Linked DNA regions of Homo sapiens: region 2 is linked to region 1. A link is an interaction called in ENCODE POLR2A ChIA-PET data of the cell type or tissue named here. Cell type or tissue: A673. All regions are shown on one strand. Links, peaks and the distances in the headings refer to the core of each region. The heading gives the core; the rest is flanking DNA. Region 1 holds the start of FOXD3 (forkhead box D3). Region 2 has its middle 140 kb from the start of LINC01739.

Region 1 (9,386 bases), core at 3,716-6,215:
GCCCCCCTTCCTTTAGTTTTTTTTTCTTAAGTGGAATAAAAAGTGGATATCAGTAGTGTTGACTTTAAATCTCAACGAGAGAGCTGTTTCCAGTGCCGTTTGTCGCAGGTGCCTGCGTTCCATAACATCAAACAAGGGTTTCAGGCTTCCCCCAGCCCCACCACTAAGTGCTTGCGATCATTGTCTATGATATTTGCATTTCCCATTTTGTGCTAAATCTTCGAGGTTTAAAAAGCTTAAACGAAAAAGAGCTTTTGAGGGTGCGACGGCCGGGCCCATCTTCCTGACATCTGCCAGGACTTTAAACAACCGCTGGCAGCTTGAGGGTCTGGGTCCGAGAGTTTCCTGCCTTCCACGACATAAAGGAAGGGGACCATCTTTAGGCCGTCGTTCAAGGGTAAGAACTGGCTGGAAGGAAAGTTGCCGGCAGGTCTCTCCCGTTCACCCCGCCGCCTAATGAATGTAGCGCTGGAAAAAGCCCTGCGAGTCTCCGGCGGTGGCTTGTGGCTGAGTGTCACGCTGCTGGCGCAGGCTCGGCCGGTATTGCTGCTATGCGCGGAAATATGAGCGAGTAATTTTATAAGTAACAAAGGATCAGGGATGGAATGAGGCCCCTGTTATCCAATGTCATTTAGAAGCCTTGGATCAGCAGCTTCTTGAGGCTAAAAGTGAATTCAAGAAGCCCTGCCTTTCCCTTTTCCCAGGGGCTGTCAGCTAAATTTAGAAATAACCTCTCTATGTGTTTGCACAAATCATGTACCATTTGCTGTTTGTGTAAAAACCGATTAGCCAGACACAACTGTGAAACAACTTGTTACTTTTATAGCTGCAACACACAAACAAAATTAGATCCGTTTAGTTTTCCTTGTAAAAGGAGATTAGAAGGGACCCGCCCGGAGACCGTGTGGTCCATAATCTCCTCTCGGTGAAGGTTACCATTGCTCCTCTCTCGGCGGTGGTTATCAGGTTCTTGTTTATCAAGTTAAACTATCTCACCCCCGGCAGCTTGTTTTATTTTAGGACCCTGATCCCGAAGGAATGTTTACTCAAGACACAATAATGTTTACCGTTTACCAGGAAAACAGATTGGGTATTTGCAAGGAAGTGTCTTTCAAAGCGACCCCCAGCCCACGTCGACAGCGGAGAAATGAGGTGGGATCCGAGACGGGGAGGCATCTCCACCACCAGGGAGGCAAAGTGGACGACAACACCGGGGACTGGCCGGGATTAACCAAAAGGACGCGCGCAGGGCCGAGCCGACAGCACTGCTACTCGCTCCAGTTTTTAAAAGCGATTTCGCACAAGTAATTGTAACAGCTAAATTAATTACAAAATAATTAGAATTGATGCCTTTTGAGGATATGCTGATGGTGGTGAGAACCAGCCTTCCACATCAAGATGTTTCATTTCTACCTTCATACTTTCTTTTAAAAGTTTTTAACAGCTGAAATGCAAATTAAAAATAATCTACAAGGACCTTCCCCATTCCTGCCCTATGATGTCGCATTTCACACTAACCTAGCCTAAGGTAAAGAAAAAAAAGGGGAGAGAGGTGATGTTCAGCTGTTTTTAAAAGGGTATTAAGGCCACCATTCCTTGGCCTTCAGAAAGGCTTTGGGTTGGAGGGAGAGGAAGCATCTATAGGACCCCTTCAGAAATCCAATTATGTTGTGGATTGATTATTGCCATATAAATGAGATATCTTATTTGAAAATATTATGAAAACAAAACTATGTATTATCTATCAGATGAACATAAATAAAATCCCACTGCAAAATGTAAAGTGCCTTAACATAAATTTTAAAACCAGCTGGGTCTATTTACCACTTCCACTTAAGGAATGAAAAGAAATAATTTCAAAAATCTAAGATTTAAATGTTAAAAAGAGGGATGTTTGGAATTTACTTACTTTTCAAAGGATAATTGAAATGACCAAGAACTCTCTCATTTGGGAAGTTTTCATTGTGGAAGATACAAGTCTAGTCATTTTTTAAAAAAATTTAAAGACTGCTGTTGTTTCGGTTTCTTTTTTTAAATGACAGCTTACTTTATCTACAGAAATGTCTGGTCATTTAGATTTAATGGGTTGATATGAATGATATCACTCACATCCTGATTTTATGTGAAAACTAAAAGAAAAATAGTAACACAATTTAAATTAGGCATACTATTTCCTTTCTCCAATTAAAATTTTCTTACACTCAAATTATGAATTTAAAAAGTTTGAAAAGGCCATTACTTGAAATTCCTTGATTTTCTGGGGAGGAGAAAAGGCAAATAAATACCATTTAAAAATCTTGCCATTTACTTCAGACAACTAAATAAAACACTAGGCTGGGCATTTTAAAAATTTATTTACAAAGTTGTGTACAACACGATGGAATAACATTTAGAATACCATATATATTCATTCATATATAAACAGACTTTTATAATAGAATGACACTTTTTGCCTTTTTGAAAATTTTTTATATTTAAAATCTCCCAACGTCTCTATACATTCTTTTCTCAGATAAAACTTCGGAGAGTGAACCTTCAAAAAAAATGAAAGTTCAGAGCTCTAAATCTACGGAATTTGTTTTTTCTTAAAAAAATAAAAACCCCAAAAGGAAAGTCAATAATTTTTTTACAAATATATACAAAGAATTTCCCTCCCATCCCCACGGTACTAAGAGCAGGCGCCGTCGGGGTGCATTTTTGGAAAATTCGGTTTTCGGTTTTACCTGTATGGAAAGCTATCCCCGGCGGGCGCGCGGTGAGTTTGCTCGACCAGCTTAGGTGTGCGCGAGGGGATGGAGGCCGCGGAAGGTAGGCGTTGGGGGCTCAGGGGAAAGGAAATTGGGGAGAGGCAGAGTCCAGGATTGGGCAGCGGGACCGGGACCGGGCTTGGGACAGGGCGCGCAGCCTGGAGGTGCATTTGTTGCTCGAGGCCGCCGCCGGACCCTGGGTCCCGGCCATTGGCGCGTCCCTATTGCGCCGGCCATTTGGCTTGAGCGGCGGCCGCAGCAGCGGCGGCGGCCGAGGCTGCGGGCTGCAGAAACTGTCCGGAGAGTGGCACGCTAAGAATGGGCGCGATGGTGGCAGTCGTCCGGCTCAGCGACAGCGGTTGGTGGGTGGCCATGAGCGCTGCCGACTGCACGGTCCCGGGTGGCCGCAGAAACGACTGCGCCGTGCTGCCGCCCCCTGAACCCCCAGTGCCGCCGGCGACCCCAGCGCCCACCGCCGAGCCCCCAGGAGCCGCGGGGCCCCCACCTATGATGTTCTCGATGCTGAACGACGGCCGCGCGCTTGGCTCGGACTTGATGAGCGACGCGGTGGTGCCCGCGGCGCCCGCTGTGCCCGCAGCGGCCGCGGCGGCGCCCAGGCTATTGAGCTGCAGCTGCAGGCCCGGGCCGAGCTGTGAGCCGAAGGCGGCCGCTTTGCGGCCCAGCTCGCCCGAGGGCAGCAGCGGCACAGCGGGAGGCAGCACCGGTGCCACCGGCGGCAGCGCGTACGGGTACTGGAGCGCCGCCGCAGCAGCCGCGGCCGCCGCCGCTGCCGGGTGCGAATAGGCACCGGCCGCCGCCGCAGGGTGCAGGCCGTAGGGGCGGCCGTAGGGTCCCGCGGCGCCGGCCGCCGCCGCCAGGCTGTAAGCGCCGAAGCTCTGCATCATGAGCGCCGTCTGCTCGCGCAGGTGCTCCTGCTGGTGGCGCTTGAAGCGTTTCCGGCGCCGCAGGAAGCTGCCGTTGTCGAACATGTCCTCGGACTGCGGGTCCAGGGTCCAGTAGTTGCCCTTGCCCGGGTTGCCCGGCTCGCGGGGGATCTTGACGAAGCAGTCGTTGAGTGAGAGGTTGTGGCGGATGCTGTTCTGCCAGGCGGGGAACTTCTCCCTGTAGTAGGGGAAGCGGTTGCTGATGAACTCGCAGATGCCGCTCAGGGTCAGCTTCTTCTGCGGGCTCTGCAGGATGGCCATGGTGATGAGCGCGATGTACGAGTAAGGCGGCTTCACTAGGCTGTTCTTGGGCTTGCTCGGGGCCAGGCCTCCCGCCGAACCGCTGCCCGCGCCAGGCCCGCCGCCGCTCGCGCCGCCCTCCTCGCCGCCAACACCGCCCTTGCAGCCGTCCGCCTCCGGCGCGCCCACGTCGCCCCCCGGTCCGGCCCCGGCTCCGGCCGCCTCCTTGGGCAATGTCAGGGGCTGCTGGTGGGGCGGCTGAGGCTGTCCGTGATGGGGTGCCGCCGGGGGCACCTCGTCCGCCTCGTCCAGGCGCAGCTCCGGCGGCCCCGCGGGGCTATCGCAACCTGCGTCGCTGTCCTTCTCTTCCAGCCCGTCGTCGCCCTCGCCCACCACATCGATGTCCACGTCCTCGGCCGTCAGCACCGTCTGGCCGGACATGTCGCTGGCGCTGCCGCCGCCGGAGAGGGTCATCCCTCCTCGGGGTTGGTAGCGGCGGCGGGGAGGGGGCAGCGGGCGATGAGGGTGTTCGGGGGCTGCCACGGAGCTCAGGGGAAGAGGGTTTGAGTGCCCCCGAAAGATGGGGGGCAGGGAGAGGGGAGGGGGCCGCAGGTGGCTTGGGGCCCGCTGGGCTCAGCTCACACTCGGCGGCCCCGCATCGCGTGGCGCGGGCTCTGCCGTCCGCCCCCAGCGGCCGCGCTCCGCGAACTCCTGCCGTCCCTGGCGCTCGGTACTAGGCGCTCGCTACCGCTCCCGGCCCCGGCGGTTCTCCACGCCGCGCCCCCTCACTTAGCCCGCCTTCCTCGGCCTCTGGCCCTGGCGTGGGGCGCAGGAGCGGTCCAGGCGGGCGCGGGACGCCGGGCGCCGAGCAGCTCGGGAGGGCGCGGGCAGGGACAGTAGCGGGGGGGCAGGGGGCTGGGTGTCAGGGACGCCGAAGCCCCGGTAGTCGAAAGTCCCGTTTTAAGGACTGGCCTGATAGATTACTTTCTACTTAAAGATCCAGCGGGAGGCGGGGCCACGTGACCGTGCGTGACGTCAGGGCCGCGGCCGAGCCGGCCAAACTCAAGTTGGTTCAGGGAATTGTCAACAAAGGGACGAGAGACGCGCAACTCCGCTCCGCACTGTGCGCCAGCATCCCCGGGGCACGGAGGGCGCTGCGGCCCGCCCGGAGACCCCCCCACCCAGGCTGGATCCGGGCCCTGGGGCCCAGGGAGCGGGTGGGTGTGAGTGTGGGTGGGTGTGAGCGAGTCAGGGCGTGGGCCTGGGAGCGTCCGCGGGACTGTGCGACTGTCGCTGCCCTGCCTTCCCCGCCCCCTCTCCCTTCCGCCCTTCTCCCCCCCACTTTGTCACACTCCTTAGACAGGGACTGGGCGACCTAGAACGAGGTTCCCATATCGTGTTTTAAAAAGCAAAACTTAGTCTCTGTTTTGCTTTTTGTTTCATTGTTTTTAGCTTTAAAGAGTAAGAGCAGCGCACCCGGCTCCCTCCTGCTAATTAGATTTCAGATTCCCCTCTGGCCTCAGTGCTCATTCCGGGGAAGACACCTGCTGAGATGTCTTTTTCCCCCTCCCCCAACCAAACCACTCAGGTCCTACCTGCTCTTTCCCGGCTTGATGCGGGCGTGTTTTCCTGTATGTATTTTTTCGTGCGGCCACAAAAAGCATCAGCTGGGGTTCCCGAAGGTCAGAAAATGGCTATTGATTAATCTACTAGAATAGTTGCCGAGAGAAATAAAAACGACGTAAAATAGCAGGGAACCTATAAATAAAGAAGCCATAACTGGCTACTTGGAGTTGTTAAACGACTTAGCATATGAAAAAATCGGAAATGAGGCGCTGGGGAAGGAGCTGGGATTGGCAGCGGCCTGGGTAAGTCGAGTGGATCCGGGAAGAGGCCTGGTGTCTTCAGGTTAGACGCAGCGCCCAGGGGCGGCTGAAGAAACGTGAGGGGTGCGGGCAGTGACTTCCCGGGCGGCGGGCATGGCCTTGGGGGAACCTGGGCAGACTTGGGCATGCCAGCATGCTGGGATCTCCGTTGCTGCCAGCTAACGTGGATTTTCTTCTCTTAAGGTGTGGACAAATCCTCCAAGATTTAACTTCCAAGAAAACCGGCGGCGGAGCGGGTGGAGGAGGCGAGGATGTGTGGCCAATGCACGCGGAGTGCAAGGCAAGTCAGTGATAGTAGGAAAAACTGTGGGGATTTCACTGGGACTGGAGGGGGAGGCACCGCAAACCGACCCCCAAGTGCGTGGCTGGGGTGCGTGGACCTCACACCTCCAAGGAAAGTCAGTGCTCTTGACGCGGTGAATCAGCGATGCGCCTCCTCTTTCCTCCCTCATTTAGGCCGCCTAGTTGGGAGCCGCAAGAGCCTGCCTGGTGTGGCAGGCACACGGAACCCAATCCCTGTCTGTCCGCTGCGGCCTGGGAGGGGAGCGCCGGCCTCACCAGAGGAAGGAGCACGAGGGGAGGAGTTCCGAGAGGAAATAATTAGTGAAATATTTGCAGAAGATGCTGGGATGTGGATTTAATTCCGGATGGACAGTGGTGCTTCTGATTCCCTCAGTCTGTTTCCCCACCCACGATCTCCTCTTTCCTTGGCCTAGACACACCAAAAATAATTCAATAAAATAAAAATAAAAATTTAAAAATCTGTAAACTTGCTTCATTACAGGCATTGAGACACACAGATTGACTTTCATCCCCATTAGACAGTTTCCCAGGATATAACACTACTCATCTGAGGCTGGGAGCAGGGTAGGGGGTGGTGACACTATCCTGAGACGCCCGCCAACCTCCACAGTTTTTCTTTATCTAAATGATCCCGAGGTTGCACACGGCCCTAAAACGCATCTCAGAGTTGATTTCCGTAGCTCCACAGCTTTGTGGCCCGCAGGCTCCGAACCGTTTACAATGCCGTCTAGACAGCTTTCCGCGAAACCGACCCGAGCTGAGCTGGCTGGCCATCGCCCAGGACTGCAGAGGTCGCGTCTGCAACTGCCTCAGCAACCGAAGTGTCGGAAGGTCCAAAAAAAAAAAAAAAAAAAGCTAAAAAGCGGAAATTTACACATTCAGGAACCTCCTTTGCTCTGCTTGGGTTGCCCAGCCCTAAAGGCAGGGGCCCGGGGCGCAGCGCTGGCCCTGCCGCGGCCTTGGTGGCTGGGCCCGCGTGGACTAGTATGTGTGGATGCGCGCCGGAGGATGGTGGCTACAGGGCTCCCCTCACCGGTCTCGAAGTAGTCTCCAAATGAGCCTAATTTCGATTCCGCCGTCCGCAGAGGCTAGCTCTCTGGACTCCCTCCACGCTGCTGGTCGCTGCCTCCTACCCTCCCTCTGCCACGGCCCAGCCTGATCCGTCCATTCCCCGGTGTCTCCTTGGAACCTCCCTGGGGAAGGGGGTGGAGGACGAACAACTCCCAGCTGCCGGTTCCATTTGTTGCGCTTTTTTCCTTCGACACAATAAAAGTCAAATTAATTGATTCATACCATTAATTACGGCGCGTAGCGTGAAAAGCAACGCTTCCCCTCGGTTAGAGATCTATTGTGCTAATCTCTTGTTCAATCAGTGTTACCATCTGATGCTGGGTCCGGCCCTTACAGAAACTTTTCGACTCGATTAGCTAAATGATGAGACGTGCACAACCTACTGGCTGCGGCCCCGACGTCCCGCGCCCGCGCCGGCCTAATATCGATTTCCAGCGGAGGCAGAGGATTTTTCCGCGGCCGCTCTCGGCTCAGGAACCGGCCGCCGGCTTTCTCCCTCCAGGCGGACCATAGCGCCTGCACAACCTCCGGGGGCGGGAAGGAGGCGAAGCGGCGGCCGGGGAGGGCGACAGGAAGGTTCCTGCTGGCCTTGACGCAGGAGGCCGCCCCAGCGGAAGGGTCCGATCCCGACGCGGTGCAGGGTCCTGCCGGAGACCGGCTAGATGTCGGGCTAAATAAATTGTTTGCCGCGTAGTTGCAGTTTGCAGCTAAAAGCTCACAGGTCGTCAGTTACCGCCAAGCTGTAGGACAGAGACGGAAGAAGCGAGACAGATACAGAGAGAAAGTGAGACACATGTAGTGGGGGGAAGAAAATGTGATAAAGGGTGTATGTGGATAAAAAGTTTCTGAGTCTCAAAGGGTTATTGGAGAGATAGAGGGAGAATGAGTAGACACACACACGCAATTATGAGTTTGAGTGACTCTTTGAGTCTCAACAAGCGAACTTCCCAGGAGAGATTTAAAAAGGAAGATGGCAGCCAGCTGCCTCACCTGCTCAAATGTTTGAAATGTTTCAACCAAAGGAGAATGGAATGAAACCCCTTCGGTTCCTCTGGAGCGGGCAGAGTACATGGTACCCCGCTGGGAAAGCCACCTGGACGCGGTGGGAATGAGGGGTGCGGGGAGTGGGGATCTAGGTTCTAGCAACAGGAGGCAAGAAGAATGGAGTCCGGATCGATAGGAAGGAAATTGAGACGTCTCCAGGGGAGGGGAGATTTAGTGTGTGCGTCCAGTGGGGGGATGGGGGGGAAGAAATGGATAGAAAAATTTATGATGGAGAAAGGGAAATTAATTACAGCTCATTTTGGGTTCTTAGGTGGTCAACACTGGAGGAGGGGCACGGTTAGAGTGCGGAAGGCGGGAATTGCCCACCTACCCCTCACCAGGCCCAAGTGAACCCATATGCCTCTTTTCTCCTCTTTTAAGTCAGAGACAGTGCCAGTGGCTTGAATAAGTCGTTGGCGCGATGTGAGATAGAATCATCATGCCCGCGCGCGGGTGCACTTTTCTTACAATACGGGGAGTTGGGACCAGGTTCCGCGGAGTGAAGGGCGCGTCCCCCACCAAGAGTAGTTACTCTTTGTCCAAGAGGGAGCAAAACGTGGGTGGGACTATTAGAAAAATTCCCCTCCTTTCTCCCCAACACCCCCGCGCCCGCAACAATCAAAGTCTGCTGCTTCTTGAAAATCTTCATAGATTTGTTAAACTATTACCGGCCTCTTTGTCTGGATGGCCGCCACCAAGGAAGGTGGGAAAGGGCAGAGGTGGTACCCAAGGCCCCAACCCACCCAGATTACTTCCATTTCCCAAAGCGGGGGATTTTCAACTCTCTTACCCACCACTACCCCCTTGTATACCTCTCCGGATCTTTTCGGGGTGGAAAAAAAGAGGCTATTTTAATGTTCTTGTTTGGATTTGCATCTCAAAACTTCATTTATTTTCAAGATGTCTGCCACTCAGGGTCCACGCCAAGGCGTGCCTGTAAATGGCGAGAGACCAAAAGGAAAGGAGGAGAGAAAGAGGAAGAGAGAGAGGATGGTTTCGAATTTATTTATATTGGAAATATATAAACATCCATTCTGTAAAAGGCAACACGTTTAATTAACGATGAGAGAGCAGTTAGGGGCAGAAAGCTAGTAAAATTGTGTGATAAATTTATGGCATTGTTAGCGTGCTTTTAATTATGGCTATTATGT
Region 2 (9,386 bases), core at 2,868-5,367, 170 kb after region 1:
TTTCTCAGATGTTGCCACATGTTAGATGTCAGGCAATGTCTCATTTGGAGAGCGAAAAAACAACTAGAGCTACTGTGATTTACAGCAAGGCAAGTTCTGAATTTCCTTGGTCAAAAGAAAATGGAAACTACATTAGTAAAATATAGAGGTTCTTTCTTCTAAACAGTCTCTTATCTGGAAAATATATGTAGTCATTTGTCTGACTTAATAAGGGGATAAAGCAAGTTTCACTTATCTTAATTTTGCCTGTAATGAATATTCCAGATGAAATTTTGCTATGATATGTGACTGCTCTTTCATTAACAGATTAGATAATTGCCCTCTTGGAACAGACCAACTTTATTATTTTGCACCTTATTTAATCCTGCAATAAGCCAGAACTTATTTGGTTTGCAGAGGTCTGGTTAAAGAAAAGACACTGTGTATACTGGGCACTGAGGAGAATTCACGGGTTCCCATATGTGGGGAAGGCTTTCTGGGAGGTGACCCATTGCCTGCATGGCACAGCTCCAGAAACAGTTGAAAGATTTGATCCCATTTAACTGCGAGTTCCATTCATTCCACCTGGTCAAGGGGAGGACTTATGAGAGTTGGGAGCTTGGAAGGCAACCTGATATAGAGCTGGGGTTGACAAACTATGACCCGAGGGCAAATCCAGTCAACTGTGTTTGTACAGCTCATGAGGTAAGAATGGTTTTTACACTTTTAAATAGTTGGGAAAAAATCAAAAGGAGTAATATTTCATGATGTGAACATCATGTGAAATTCAGATTTTAGTATTCATACGTAAGGTTGTATGGGAACACAGTCACATTCATTAGTTTACGTATTGTCTGTGGCTGCTTTGTGCTAAGGTAGCAGAGTTGAGCAGTTGTAACAGAGTCCATATGGCACCCAAAGCCTACATGTTTACTATCTAGCTCTTTACGGAAAGTGTATTGACCTCTGGTGCAGAGGAAAGAGCATTAAAAACCATGGAATCCATTTTGGGGTTGAAGCCCATCTTTTCTAGTTACTAGCTCTATTACCTCAGGCAAGGTGACATTCTTTCATTCAATGAACACTGATTGAGATTTTCTTGTTTCCAAGAGATTGTGCCTGACATTAGAGATGCAGTGGTTTCTGCAGTTGAGGATCAGCAATGCCTACTTTGCTGACTTATTGAGAGGATTAAATAAAGTTAGTATTCAAAGTGCCTAGCACATAGTAGTTGCTCAATAAATGATTTTTGAAAGTCTACCAATAACCATTCTACCCTATTTTGGAAGGAAATAGAGGTGGGATGAAGAGAGGCAGAAGGATGAGCTGATGGTTAACTGGGAGTTAGACTGGTGTCTCAGGTGGTGGTATGTTTAGAAATCTAAGGGGTGAGAGGGGCATTGAGAAGGCAGGGGAAGGGAAGCAGAGACAAACAACTTCACAGTTTTGCTCCAGGACTGTTTTGTTCAGTTGTAAATTTCAGTGGGAGCCAATCTGGGGTGACACGTGGTTCCTTAGTAATAGCCACTAGTCAAAATAGCTAACACTTATTGAGCATGTGGTAAGTGCTGGGCACTGTTTAAAGTGTTTTATGCAGCAATCATAGGAGATATTGTATATTTATCACTCAAAATCACATGGCTTATAAGTGATGGAGCCAGAATTTTGAGTCATAGATATTCTGATTCTGATGCCTTTAGCCATTATACCAGTACCTTTCAAATTAGGGTCTAGGGTTTCATGGATGTATTAATAGGGGTCCTAGAGTTTTCTAGAAGAGCTTTTAAATTTAGGGCTTCCATTTTAATGATAATCCTACAAAGGAAGAGAAAAACGGCAGTAGAAGCATATTCTGAACACTCAAATTACCACCTTATAACCTAATATTGCTCTGTGGTACCTCTCTGTGAAGGCATTTGTGTTTAAATTAGATGACTTTAGTGGGCTAATGAGGAAGGAATGGAAGAAGCAGACCTAATAAGAAAATGATGTGTTGACACTATAGGAAGGTCAAATTATATTACCGCACATCTAAGGGCAAAGGTTTCATTGCAATTCTAAGAGAAAAACAGGTGGGAGAGCCGAGTCATCTCATAGCATTGAGGGCTACTGGTATGCTACACAAAACCTGGACATGTTTCAAATGGCAAGCTAGTTTTAGCAAAACTACTGCCACTATATAACTTGAACTTCATTAGCTATGTGGTTTGCTTATATTTAATTTATAAATTTGCTCTGGTTTTATAAATTGTACAAAAGCTATGTACATAAAGGGATTTTTAAATCTAGTTGTTTAAAACTAAATTTTATTGCATTTAAGTGACATTGTGATAAAAATAATTTCAGCGATTTTCCAAATAACTCTTTATTCTTATGTGCTCCTGCCTTATTTCATAATGTAAAGCTTCATTGAATGGGGGCACTCTTTAAATTCTTCCCTAAGTGTTCAAAATAATAGCCCAAAGCTGGAGAGAAGGGAGGAGAAATTTATCCCTTTAGTGTGTGGATATCCTGAGGTTATCTTTTCATGCACAGAAATATGTCCAAAAGAGAAGAATACTGATACTTCAATATGGTTATGTAAATGATTATCCTTTTTCTTTCTAATGTTATTTCAGATAATTCAATTTCCATTTGTCTGATTTTTGCTTACCAGTGAAATTCCTTCTCATCAGGGACTGATGCCTGTGCTTCTGTCTTCAGAATGGTTCTTGGCTCTTATTTACCCAGAGAAGCAGAGGGGAAAGGAACTATCAGTCCCCTCCATCCCTCCATACTGAAATTGTTACATTTATTTATAGTCTATCTCCCCCACTAGAATGTAAAGTCCATAAAGGTAGGAATTTTCTTTCATTTATTTCATTCAGGGGTTCTAAACCAGGGGCAGTTTTTCCCTAGGCAACATTTGGTAAGGTCTGGAGACATTTTTGGTTGCTAAGACTGGGGTGGGACTTGCTACTGGCCGTTAGTAGGTAGAGGCCGAGGATGCTGCTAAACATCTGACAGTCCACAGGACAGGATCCCTCCCCATCCCCAGCAATAAAGAATGGAGTTCAAAATGTCAACAGTTCTGATGTTGAGAAACCCTCTGTTCAAAAATAGTGCCTGGCAAATGATAGAGACTTGTAAGTATATTTTAATAACTGAAAAAATAATTGGCATATGCCATGTGTCAAGGAGTATGTTAGAGGCTTTTTAGTGTAGCAAGACAGTTCGTTGAGATATTAGTTTAGTTTTAATTTCCACTGTATTTTTTCTGGTCCTGCTTCTAAGTTGGTGGCTATTGGGCTTTCGCTGTCCTCAAGCTGTGAGATAGGGCTGAAAAGTGACAGAAGAAAAGTTCTCTGCTTGTCCTTGTGAAGGGAAAGTTACTGTGATTGTGGGGTTCGTCCTTGTGAAGGGCAAGTTACTGCGATTCTGTGCCCTTATGGAGATGGGGGTGTGAAGTGGAGTCCCTATAATGACAAAGTTGAATTTCTTTCCAGCCTGAAGCTGGATTTATTTTAATAAAATATTATGCCATTTATTGTATGCCTAAATTTGTAGAAAAACATTTATATATGTTATACATTATTTGATTTAAACATTCTTAGGACAACCATACAAGATAGGTATTATTATTCCCATTTTATAAATGAGAAAACTGAGATTTAAAAAGATGAATTAACTTACTTCAGATCATATGTATTATAAACGAAAAAAAATCAGGATTTGGACCTCATTCAGTCTGACTTCAAACCACAAACCAAGACTGCCTTTCTGTGAATGAAGGAGGCTTATGGGTGAAGGGATAAACCTGAGCTTCCACACGGTACAAAACTTTCCTCCTAGACTATCCTCTTTCTCACCAGAGTAGCTTTTGCTTCTAGAGATTTTTTCCCCCCAGGTGTACTGTTGATTAATACTAGCAACTACCCCACCCAAGGCAGGGAGCTCCCAGAAACGACTTTCAGGTTTTATTTCCTGTGTCATCTCTGATCCTTTAGTAGTGGCTACATGTATTGAGAAGGACTCTCAGGCTGAGTCTGGGCTAAGCTGGCAACAGAGCCATCATCAGTTAGTTGTGTCTGCTGCTGGGGCTAGTAGTGGCACACATTCCTCACATTTACATTCCCTGTGCTGGGCACTAGGGGGCAATCAAAGACGAATAAGGTCCCCAATGGAAATATCCATCCTTCAAGATTCAGCTCCATTTCCAACACCTCCAGAAGCATTTCTGATATCTCAGCTTCTCTCTCTTTCCTATTCCTGGAGCCACTGTATAGTAGGTGAGACAGAGAAATAGAATAGTATACATGAAACTTAGCACTGCTGCAGGTTAGTACTCTTCATGTATGTATCACTTCCTCAGCTGCACAATAAAACCTTAGAGCTCAGTAGGATGTGCTCATGGAGTTCCACATCTCTGCCTGGCCTAATGCAACAGGCATTCAATTAACATTGGATTAGCCCATAGTTAAATTAATTAATGAATGAGGTGTGATGCTACATACCAGGACTTTTTATTCCTATTGCATTGAGGGACATACATATAAATACATGATCCTCACACTAAGCAATGAATGCCTAGCATAGTGGGGGACCTCTGGGGCCTGTTTTAGTACCATGGTCAGCATCTGTTCTGCCTGGTTGGGGTTCTTTGCCACCTGTAGTTAAGTATTTTGAATATCTAGACTGAACATTTCAGTCGAAAAGTGAAACCACCCCCAGAAATCATCACCCCTCTTTTCTGCTTCATTCATCTCCTAGCACTTGTCCCTATTTTACATGCTCCATATTTTACTTATTATTTTATTGTCTTTCTCCCCCTCACAAGGGGTAATAATGCAATGAGGACGGGACTTTTGTCTTTTTCAATAACTGCTTATTTCAGTTATCTATTGAGTTGCCACATAAACAACCCTAAATTTTGTGGCATAAAATAACTATTTCATTATGCACACAGATTTTGTGGATTAGGAATTCAGACAGGGCCCAATAGGTATATCACTTTTCTATTGCTATGTAATAAATTGCCACACATTTAGCAGTGTAAAATATCATATATCTAATATCTCAGTTGGTCAAGGGTCTGGGCACAGTTTAACTGACTTCTCTGCTCAGGGTCTCACAATGTTGCAATCAGGGTGTTAGCCAAGCTGCATTTCTTGCTGGAGCTGAGGACCTTTTTCAAGCTCACATCGTTGTTGGCGGAATTCAGGCCCTTTAGGTTGTAGGACTGAGGTCCGTAATTTCTTGCCAGCTGTAAGCAGGGGCCCCTCTCAGCTTCCAGAGATTGCCAGTAGTTCATTGCCATGTGGCCCTTGCACAACATGGCAGCCTCCATGGCTGGCAAAAGAATCTCTCTCCTCAGGAAGGGCCAGTACCTCTTTTAAGGACTTTCACCTGATTAAGCCAGGCCCACCCAAAATAATCTTCCTATTTGTCAACCCAAACCATCTGATTTGAGCCTTAATGATATTTGCAAAATCCCTTCACCTTGCCATACAGCATAACCTAAGCATGGGAGTGATATCTTATCATAGTTATCATCCTCCCACCCCCCACTCAAAAGAGAAGGAATTACACAGGATATGAATGGGGGGTAAATTCTGGGGACAATCTTAGAATTTTGCTACACTAGAAGAAATGTCTTATCCCTGCTTCAGATGATGTCTTGGGGGTCCCGGATGGAAAAAATTGAATGACTGACGGCTGGAATAGTTTGTGAGCATATTCACTCAATTTTCTGGCCCCTGGTCAGAGAGGACTCAGAGGGTAGGCTCACTGGGACTGAAGACCAGAGGCCCCTACGTGTGGCCTCTCCATGTGACTTGGGCTTCTCATAGCATGGAAGTTGGTTCTGAGAGAAAGTGTCCCTAAATGGATCATCCCAAAGTGAATATGTCAAGAAATTAGGTGGAAGCAGCAGGACCTTTTAAGATCTCACCATGGAAGTCACATAGCATCATGTCCATGCCTCAAGCCTACACAGATTTCAGAGACATGGACCCTGCCTCTCAATGGGAGGATTGGCAATGAATCTATAGCCATTATTTTTAAAGAACTGCCACATTGTTATTTCTCTAGTAAGTATGCAATAATATTTGTGGCGTGAAAGATTTGTCTAATTCAGACTAGGATAGGATTATATCAAGGGAAACTATCTAGTGGAGACACATCTCAAATGATGAATGAGTTGAGTAGGCAAAAGTACAGGAAAAATATTTAGGCAGAGGGAACAGCACATGCAAAGTCGGAGAAACATGAAAGTACTGAGTACATTAGGGCAACTACTTCAGTATAGCTAGAGCATAGGGTGTGTGTGGAGGAGTGGAAGGTGATGAGCCTGGAGAGATGGGCAGGGGTCAGGTCATGGAGAAACTTATGGGTCATGCTGTGGAGTTTTCCTGGGATAGCTGGGAAGCCACTGAAGAGGGCCATGAGTTCAGGTAGGCATTTTAGAAAGGTTCTTATGTCTGCAATATACAGGATCAATTATAGGTAGAGAGCACAGCGATGAGGCTGCTATAGTAATTCAGGTAAGAGATGATAAGAATGAATTGTGGCCTTTGCATTGGAGATGGAGAAGAGAGGACAGCTTCCCACATGAGAGTCTCATTCAATAATTTTAGCATTTCTTTACTTTTTTTTTTTTTTGTCTTCATTGCAATCTGAATTCTTGTTCTTACTATTCATCACAGAGTATGATGCTCATCTGGAAAGCATGAGCCTTGAAACTCATTGGTATAAGTCAGGCATGGTGTACAGTGCGTCTGAGCAATACTCCCTATACAATCTTTACAGCTCAGCTTAGGGCTGGCTCCCTTGGTGATCAGTGTTGGTGATGAGATATAAATACATTGAGATGAAGCTACAACAGTCACCTTGGCTTGGGATACAGCAAGGAGATAGAATCTGATTCCTGCTTTGCTTGTGTTCAAAGCGGCATGACATATTTGTACAGCAGTGTTCTCTCTGGAGTGTCAAGTGCTTAATAAATATCACCTCTGCACATTTTTGCAAATCGAGCCAGTTGAATCCCCAGGTTTCCAGTCCTTTTTGCAGAATTTCTGAGATGAATAAGCCGCTTCTATTTCTTTTTCCCATTAGAAAATTATAAAAGGGCTGGTCTCCTTCAGGACTAGGACAAATTCTTGACTCCTTGCTGCTGATGGAGGGACAAGGACCATGACCCTTTTTATATTAATAATTGAGAAACCAGCCTAAGGGTGGGAGGAAGTCTTACTAGCTGACAAGTAGGGAAGCCCAGAAGAAAATTTGGATTACACAACATCCCATCTCAAACAACGAATGAACTTGTCATCTTTGGTATCTAAAACAAATATATTTTGTTTAATATGTGTTAAGGAAAATCTAGACACTAAGAATTCCCTCCATTCAGTTCAACTAATATTTATCAAGCACCTGGCATATGGCGAGCATTGTTCATGGTGAGTGATTGATAACGACAAAAATACCTACTCTAGTGATGATGCTGACATCCTAGTGAGAAGAGCAAATAATAAATAATAGTCATAATAAATAAATTTTAACTAAAATTATATGCATGTAGAAGTCATACATAAACTAATAGTATGTTAGAAGGTGATATGTTTTGTGGAAAAAATAAAGCATAAAGCTGAGTAAAGGAGTTTGGGAGGTCTACAGAGCATGGTTTGCAGTCTTAAATAGGGAGATCATGGTATGCTTCTTAAAGGATCTCATTTTTGCTGGGCGCAGTGGCTCACACCTGTAATCCCAGCACTTTGGGAGGCTGAGGTGGGCAGATCATGATGTCAGGAGTTTGAGAACAGCCTGACCAACATGGTGAAACCCCGTCTCTACTAAAAATATAAAAATTAGCCAGGCGTGGTGGCAGACACCCGTAACCCCAGCTGCTTGGGAGGTTGAGGCAGGAGGATACTTGAACCCAAAAGGTGGAGATTGCAGTGAGCCGAGATCATGCCACTGCACTCCAACTTGGTGACAGAGTGAGACTCCGTCTCAAAAAAAAAAAAAGATATCTTTTTTTTTTTTTTTTTTTTAAGAGGGAGTGTCGCTCTGTCACCAGGCTGGAGAGCAGTGGCACAAGCTCAGCTCACTGCAACCTCTGCCTCCTGGGTTCAAGCGACTCTCCTGCCTCAGCCTCCCAAGTAGCTGGGCCTACGGGCTTGAGCCACCACACCCGGCTAATTTTTGTATTTTTAGTAGAGACGGGGTTTCACTATGTTGGTCAGGCTGGTCTCAAACTCCTGACATCATGATCTGCCCACCTCAGCCTCCCAAAGTGCCGGGATTACAGGTGTGAGCCACCGCGGCCAGCCCTCATTTTTACTTTAAGCTCCATTCAGATGCATTTGAATGAAGGAATCTTTACTTCTTCTTCTTTTTTTTTTTTTTTTTTTTTTGAGACAGGGCCTCATTCTCATCACCCAGGCTGGAGTGCAGTGGCACAATCATGGCTCACTGCAGCCTTGACTTCCTAGGCTCAGGTGATTCTCCCACCTCAGCCTCCTGAGGAGCTGGAACCACAGGCATGTGCTACCACACTGTATTAGTTTGTTCTCATGTTGCTATGAAGAAATACCTGATACTGGGTATTATAAAGAAAAGAGGTTTAATTGACTCACAGTTCTGCATGGCTGGGGAGGCCTCAGGAAACTTACAATCATGGGAGAAGGCACCTCTTCACAGGGTGGCAGGAGAGAGAATGAGTGCTGAGCAAAGGGGGAAGTCCCTTATAAAACCATTAGATTTTGTGAGAACTCACTCACTATCACAAAAACAGCATGGGGGATACCACTCCCATGATTCAATTATCTCCACCTTGTCCCACCCTTGACACGTGGGGATTATTACAACTCAAGGTGAGATTTGGGTGGGGACACAGAGACAAACCATATCATGTGCCCAGCTAATTTTTGTATTTTTAGTAGAGACAGGGTTTCACCATATTGCCCAGGCTGCTCTTGAACTCCTGGACTCAAGTGATTCGCCAGCCTCAGCATCCCAAAGTGCTGGGATTACAGGTGTGATCCCAGCTTGGCCTGGAATCCTTACTTTTAAGCCACCTACATTGCTTAAGTTTTCTGAGCCTCACATATTTGTTGTATTATGGTGATGTTCTTATTTATACTTTGGGAAATATTGATCAATAAGACAGATGCAATCACTGCTCTCATGGTGCTTTCCAATCTAGCAGAAAGACAGACTTTAAACAGGAAACTCTCATAAGGTACAGTGGATGCTTGGAGAGGGAGAGCTTAGAGTGCTATGAGAGCAGATCATAAGGGATGTCTAACCAAATCGTGGCACCTGAGAAATGTCATTTAAGCTGAGGCCTGAAAAATAGCAGGTAAGGTGGGGTGAGCTAGGATGACAAAGAGTGTTCCAGGTAGAAGAAACAATTTGAGCAAAGGAGAGTT

What was found. ChIA-PET counts read pairs that join two places held together with the same protein. Peaks named below come from ENCODE experiments on the same cell type or tissue, not always from the same donor. Only the 100,000 strongest peaks of a DNase experiment are listed, where the experiment ranks them.
Region 2: POLR2A ChIA-PET joins it to region 1 with 16 read pairs; 2 of 35 experiments call an interaction of 5 or more read pairs at or near these places.

What each region holds. Positions count from the first base shown.
Region 1 is chr1:63,318,078-63,327,463 of GRCh38, reverse strand. FOXD3 (forkhead box D3) reads right to left here and starts at 4,897. Exons shown (of 1, transcript NM_012183.3): 1 at 2,336-4,897. The coding sequence starts at 4,405. The coding sequence ends at 2,969. It overlaps FOXD3-AS1 (FOXD3 antisense RNA 1), which reads left to right and starts at 3,023. Exons shown (of 3, transcript NR_121637.1): 1 at 3,023-3,109; 2 at 6,001-6,097; 3 at 6,274-6,580. MIR6068 (microRNA 6068) reads left to right here and starts at 480; the gene lies at 480-539. RefSeq lists enhancers at 1-850, 3,767-4,456 and silencers at 4,780-4,859, 4,980-5,289. In A673, for the core only: no CTCF peak of the experiment used is centred there; DNase peaks (open chromatin) are centred at 3,793 and 4,963; H3K4me3 peaks cover 1,975 bases; H3K27ac peaks cover 1,161 bases.
Region 2 is chr1:63,143,957-63,153,342 of GRCh38, reverse strand. No RefSeq gene overlaps it. Among named protein-coding and RNA genes, the nearest start is that of LINC01739, 140 kb to the right of the region's middle. In A673, for the core only: CTCF peaks have their summits at 3,910 and 4,109 (motif pointing right); a DNase peak (open chromatin) is centred at 4,102.